Linked DNA regions of Homo sapiens: region 1 is linked to region 2. A link is a contact called in ENCODE Hi-C or POLR2A ChIA-PET data. All regions are on one chromosome and are shown on one strand. Each heading gives the region's core, a stretch centred on a gene start or an enhancer-like site at or near the end of the contact. The rest is flanking DNA. Distances are from core to core; before and after follow the strand shown.

Region 1 (2,806 bases), core at 81-2,580, 42 kb after region 2:
CTTTTCTGTGATCATTCTGCAGCATTTGTTCCCAAGGTGAGGTATACCACAGGGCCCTTGATTTCAAAGATAAATACTGTACAAATAACCATCCTGTTGTCTTTCCCTCACCGCCAACAGAGGGACGCTTTATCAGAATCAGCAGATACCCAGTCTATTGTATGCATTTATTTCCCTGTTTCTTCTGAAAACAACTTGCAGTTTTAGTGTTGATTTTTTTTTAATCTATCAACCATGAGTTATCATGTGACTGTTGCATTTGTTAGTGCTAACTGATAGCAGCAGGTGCTCCTGCTAACTCTAATGAAATCGTCCAGCCCTGCATTGCTTGGCATCCTCCGATAACAGAAAAACAAAAACAAGTCCCGTATCATCCAGAGTGGTGTGAAGCTCATCGGCGTTCTTCCATCTTCTCCCCACTTGAGTCCTTTCTTTTTTCTTCTTTTCAAACCAGGTGAAAGACACAATCTTCACTAGTAAAAACGTGGATTTGTAATTCTTCCCTTTCCTCCCCCTCCCTTTTTTTAATGCTCATGTAATGCATTGGCAAAATGAGGAGTAGATTTGAAGGTTAAATCCTGACCACATTTCCCTGTTTTTAACTTAGAAGGTAAAATCAAATGCAGGCCCATAGTTTCACAAACACCAGGTACTCTTATGTGCTTGGGGGAAAATGTTTCCATTTCTCCTAGTTTTTCTTTTAAGTGACCACTTGTATAACGTCTACTAAAAGTATCATTTGTATCCTTGCTTAGTATCCTATTTGAAAAGAATTTTTTTTCTTTTGGTGATTTCTCAGGGAGAAAAACTTCATGCAGAACAAAACAAAAATTCCCTTGCTTGTTAGATGTATGTAATTTATGAAAGCCAAAATAAACTGTATATGTGCTGTAATGGAAGACAGAGAAATGTTGAAGAAAATGCCCAGAAATGGAACTTTGACCCTTCCCGAAAGGTCGAGGGCTGTAGACAGTAGAGGACATTTCATTGGTAACTTGCTTTTTAAAATTTTTTTCTGTGAATTTTACTTTTCAAAACTGTGAAGAGTTTTGTGTGAAAGAAACTACTAAGTGTGCTCTGTAATGTTTTCACAAGTGTTTTTATCATGGTAACATCTTGTTTACTTTAGTTCCCTGCCTAAAACTACTTGGAACATGTTAAGAAAACACTTCAAGAAAGCCTCGACAAAGAGGCTTTTGTTTAACAGCCACCATGAGGCAGCGTGGATCACAAAGGTGTTAACTTTCAGCCCCTTAAGCACTTCCACATGAAATTCCAGCAACTATGTTTGTGGTTTTGGAAAAACAAAGTGTATGTTAAAGAAACCAGGTATATGCTAATACATGTCGAAGGAGGCCGGATATCATAAATTGTTTCAAACCCATTTGTGGCTCTCGGCTTGCACGCCTGAATGTTCTGCAGTGAAATTACCTCTAGTTAGTGTAGGAGACTTCAGCCATGTAGAGGGAATAGCTGTCTATAATTGTGGATGTATGCAAATCAAATTCCAGCCTCACAATTTAAATCTCGAGAAGATGAGGATGAAAATTTTCCCCATCAGATCTGAGGTGACAAGTCTTTGAGTATTGCAAAATGAGCTGTATATTTTTATGAATTTGACTTTTCTACTTATCATGCATTTTTTATTGGTTTTAGAAAAATAAAAATAGGGTGTTACCAAAAAAAATTTTTTCCCCCTTTTAATGTCTTTTTTAACCTTTCTGACATTGCTTAGGAGTTCAAGACCTTTCTTAGTACTCGAAGAGGTCAAAGTGGCCTAAATACCACAGTGCCCTCTAGTGATATATAGAATATTAGATAGAAAAGTTTAGACAAGTTTGCCAAAGATAACAGGCCCAGTGCCACCTCTTTGCTCAAAAGGAAGCAAATAACATTTGAACGCATTTTTTTTCAACAAACAGATTTTAGTTAGAAATGCAAATTAAATTTAAATTTTTCTTGTAGGCTTTGAAAACATTGGAAAATTTTTTGAATGTCTACTTATGCAATTAATTCTACATATAACTGCATATGTGCATGCGGTACATCTATATCACTGTAGATGCATTGTTGAGTGTTCTTATATTTTAAGAGCCATTAGTTAGCTTAGGTATTTCATGTGATCATTTCCGGCATGTAATTAGAAGGCATTACTTAAAAGACAGGGATCATCTTTGCTCCATACTTTTATTGACACTGTCTACCATATTATGGCCATGTCTAAATGGTAAAATTTATTATTAGCAATAGTGTCACAAAAGTCTGAGACAGCGATTTTCCTTTCAATAAAAGTAGTTAAAAACCTTTTAGAAAATCCATAATTTTGATTGCTGGTACTTCATAAACGTATAACTGGTACTTTTTAGCTGTCTCTTTAGGGAAAAATGAGTTTTATCACCTGCGGTACCTGGGTTAATGAAATTGTGTGTTGGAATTTAGCCAGGATGAAAGATGAGATCATTCCAAGACACTAATATTGGCAACAGGTCTCATAAAAAGCTCTGACTCTTGAGTGAAGTATCATTAGATTTTTTTATTATTATTATTTTATTTAAATTGAGAGATTAAGTTAGTTGTCATTTTCAAAGCTTCTGTACTAGCGAGATTCTCATTTGGCATTACGTTCAAAACCCAGTGACCTAAAAACCTGTACGGAGCCAAGAGAAACAGAGAAGTGTCCATCAGTGCCTAGTACAAGAATTTCCTTGCTTCAAATTTCAACTCCAGTTCCTGTTCAGCCCTTTACAAATCACGACTCTCAGCTCAAATTTGAAATAATGCTGCCTTTTTCCCCCGTGTTCCTCCT
Region 2 (2,700 bases), core at 189-2,688:
GATTGCTAACAGCCTTCAAAAGGGAGAATAAGAATTATGGAGTTTCTCCCCTGTGGCTTGCAGGCAATAACCCCCTGTTGTTATTTTGTGCTTCTTTCTTTTCAAAGGCATCAAAATTTAGTTTTTTAAAGATCTTTAACTCTATATTTGAAGACAAACAAAAAAGGGCTGCCACTGTCATTCTTATCAGTTACCAGGGATTGCGTTTTTCCTTTCTGTTGCCACTTCTTATTAACCTCTTATTTGGTCTGTGAGACATAGTTTGGAATGCACGTCTGCATGCTGGGAGAACATGAAAGTTCAGATGAGCTCAGAGGGCACATAAAGAAATGGGAAGGGGAAAGTTACACAGCAGAAAGAAGGATAAAAGTTACCTCTCCCAAATTGCTGTTGTCAGAAAGGAAAGCATCTCAGAGCACAAAGATGATAGTGGTCCCTGAGTTTGGGAAGGGAGTGGCAGGGGGTGGGGAGTGTAGGGGAGAAGGAGAACACTTTGTGTCTAAACAAGGAGAAAGCAAGACATTGTAGGAACATTCTTGCATCTCCAGGTCGCTAGGTTTGCTGTGGTCCATGCTTTGTCATCCACTTCCCAGGCAAAGGTGACCCAGGAGATAGGTTGCTTTGAATATCCTTTGAGGTAGGCAGACCAGTGGATGGGTCTCCTTGGATTCATGGTGCCAGTGGATTTGTCTGAGACCCAGGGTAACAATGCTTAGGAGATCTGTAGTTTCCTGAGGTAGGGACCAGTCTCCTGGAATTATCATGCAGGTGGTGGTCCTTTTGTGCTAAAATGAGATGGAGTCACACGGTAGCATTTTCATGATGTGGACTGGTGGTTATGATTTTAACAAGGTTTGAACTTGGTTGTTGACAGATGGAACAAGTATGTTAATTTACTGAGTCCCCAGTCATTAGCGGCTCATAATTTTATATTGTCAGGCTCCCCCCACCCCCTTTTTTTCCTGTTTTGATTACCTCTGCAATAAGACACCTGATCTTTGGCCAGAACGATGTACCTTTGCTCTTTTTTTTTTCCTTCCCTCCTAAAGTTGCCTTGAGATGTTTCCTTGGGAAAGTTTGGCTCCATATTGGGTTGGACCAAGACAGGACCTTCCTTAAGAAGATACGTGCTCTTAGGTAGGGGAGGAAGAGAGGATGTAGGCCCAATACAGCTATTGAAGTGACTGCTCATGAATATTGGACAGAAGTGGTGAGGAAAATAGACAGCAGAATTCATTTTAAATCGAGCTACAAAAAAAGATTCCATCCTGTGCGGGTGAGGTAGGCTAAGTTGATTGTTTTAAAAGGGCCGTTTGTCCCGGGCAGTTATGACAGTTTATGTTAGGCAGTAGGGAGTAGCCGAAGAAAGGAAAACAGACCTTTGACTGCAGCTCTAGGGAGGGGATCCGAAACTCGAGGTTTATCAGGGCATTTTAGCATTTTAACACTGACTACTGACCTGCCGAGGGGACTGCACGGAGACCTTTTTTGTATGCATTCAATTGTGAGAAGTAAACAAATGGACCCGTATCCTGTGTTTGGTAACTGGGTGGGGAGCGCAGTTTGGCAACCGGTGTTGCTTTTAAATTCTTTCTTTGGACAATGGGCCTTGTATACTTTTATATCCTGGCTTTTCAAACGTAGACAGCTTTCATGAGCTTTTTCCTAGGGATGGCCACAGAGACAACAGAAAAGGCATCAGTCATTTTACATAAATACAAAATTTTTAAACATTTCATTTACAGTAAGGCAGGAAACACCCTCCCCCACCTCCAGCTGTACCCCCCCCATTATAGTCTGCTTTCAGAAAAGCTAATTCCCTGATCTTTTATTGTGTCAATGTTGTTTTTTTCTCTTCCCTTTTTTTTGTAATGTTGTGAGTTAATATCTGTTGAAGAAGTGAAAAAATCGTTTTGACATGAATATAACTATCACTGGGTTTTACATTAATGTGATAACTTGGGAAGGGGTGAAAACAATTGGATCATTTTATGCATGCTGTTCTTAAAATGAAAACACTGGCTTTTCATTTAAATTTATTTAAATTTTTGTTGTTAGTGGTATAGAATTTGTTTTTTGGAGTGAAACTCAATTAACTTTCTCAGTGGCATGGTAGTAAGTCTGAAATTGGTTGCTAATATGAGAATGATGGTTTTTACTGTAAAATAAACTACATGAAGACCGAAAGGAAACCACCATTTTTCTCTTTCTTTGAACTTTGCATCAGAAGGTCTTGATATACATACCATTTTATGGATGTATCAGATCAAGGTCATGTGTTAGGTTAAGTGAATGCAGTTGTTTGTAAAGTATAGTTATTAGCCAGAACATGTAAGCTCTGAAAGGGCTTGGATAGTCCTTTTAGTTGTAAAAGTCTCTCTGATCTTTTGAATCATACTCAGAATTAGGAACACTGATCTTGTTCTTTTCTTGAAGAAACTTTTCTTTTTTTTTTGCTACAGTTTGGGAAGGGTTAGTTTTCCTTTTATAATTGTTAGCCATAATGTGGCTAAGACCTCCACCTCGATACGATTGCTAGCAGATTAAGGATATTAGATAATTTCCTTCTATTTATTGTACTACTGCACTGTATTATCTTTCTATCACTCAGATAATTACTGAGGAAATCTACATTAATTTTTTTGGCTGAAGCAAGGCCTGCTAAACACAGGAATGATGTATTGATGTTTTACACAACAA

The links. Hi-C counts contacts between places; a loop is a spot of excess contacts on that map. ChIA-PET counts read pairs that join two places held with the same protein, here RNA polymerase II (POLR2A). Pooled maps may share reads with other maps.
Region 1: a loop to region 2 is called in a map of PC-3, with 5 times the contacts of the local background. The contact joins two enhancer-like sites. A Hi-C loop is called at or near these places in 12 of 168 maps with a recorded cell type or tissue (B cell, OCI-LY7, PC-3 and 7 more), 8 of 37 single-sample maps with no recorded cell type and 17 of 50 pooled maps. POLR2A ChIA-PET finds 5 or more read pairs at or near these places in 16 of 52 experiments (AG04450, CD4-positive, alpha-beta T cell, H1 and 11 more).

Annotation. Positions count from the first base shown.
Region 1 is chr3:71,006,000-71,008,805 of GRCh38, reverse strand. All of the region lies in intron 12 of FOXP1 (forkhead box P1), which reads left to right. Among named protein-coding and RNA genes, the nearest start is that of FOXP1-AS1, 280 kb to the left of the region's middle. Within about 2 kb of position 1,330, at least 6 of the 41 ENCODE cell types and tissues checked have a DNase peak (open chromatin) inside an H3K27ac peak, as active enhancers do; they include endothelial cell of umbilical vein, where a contact is called at or near this core.
Region 2 is chr3:71,047,894-71,050,593 of GRCh38, reverse strand. All of the region lies in intron 9 of FOXP1 (forkhead box P1), which reads left to right. Among named protein-coding and RNA genes, the nearest start is that of FOXP1-AS1, 240 kb to the left of the region's middle. RefSeq lists an enhancer at 1-588. Within about 2 kb of position 1,438, at least 10 of the 41 ENCODE cell types and tissues checked have a DNase peak (open chromatin) inside an H3K27ac peak, as active enhancers do; they include endothelial cell of umbilical vein, where a contact is called at or near this core.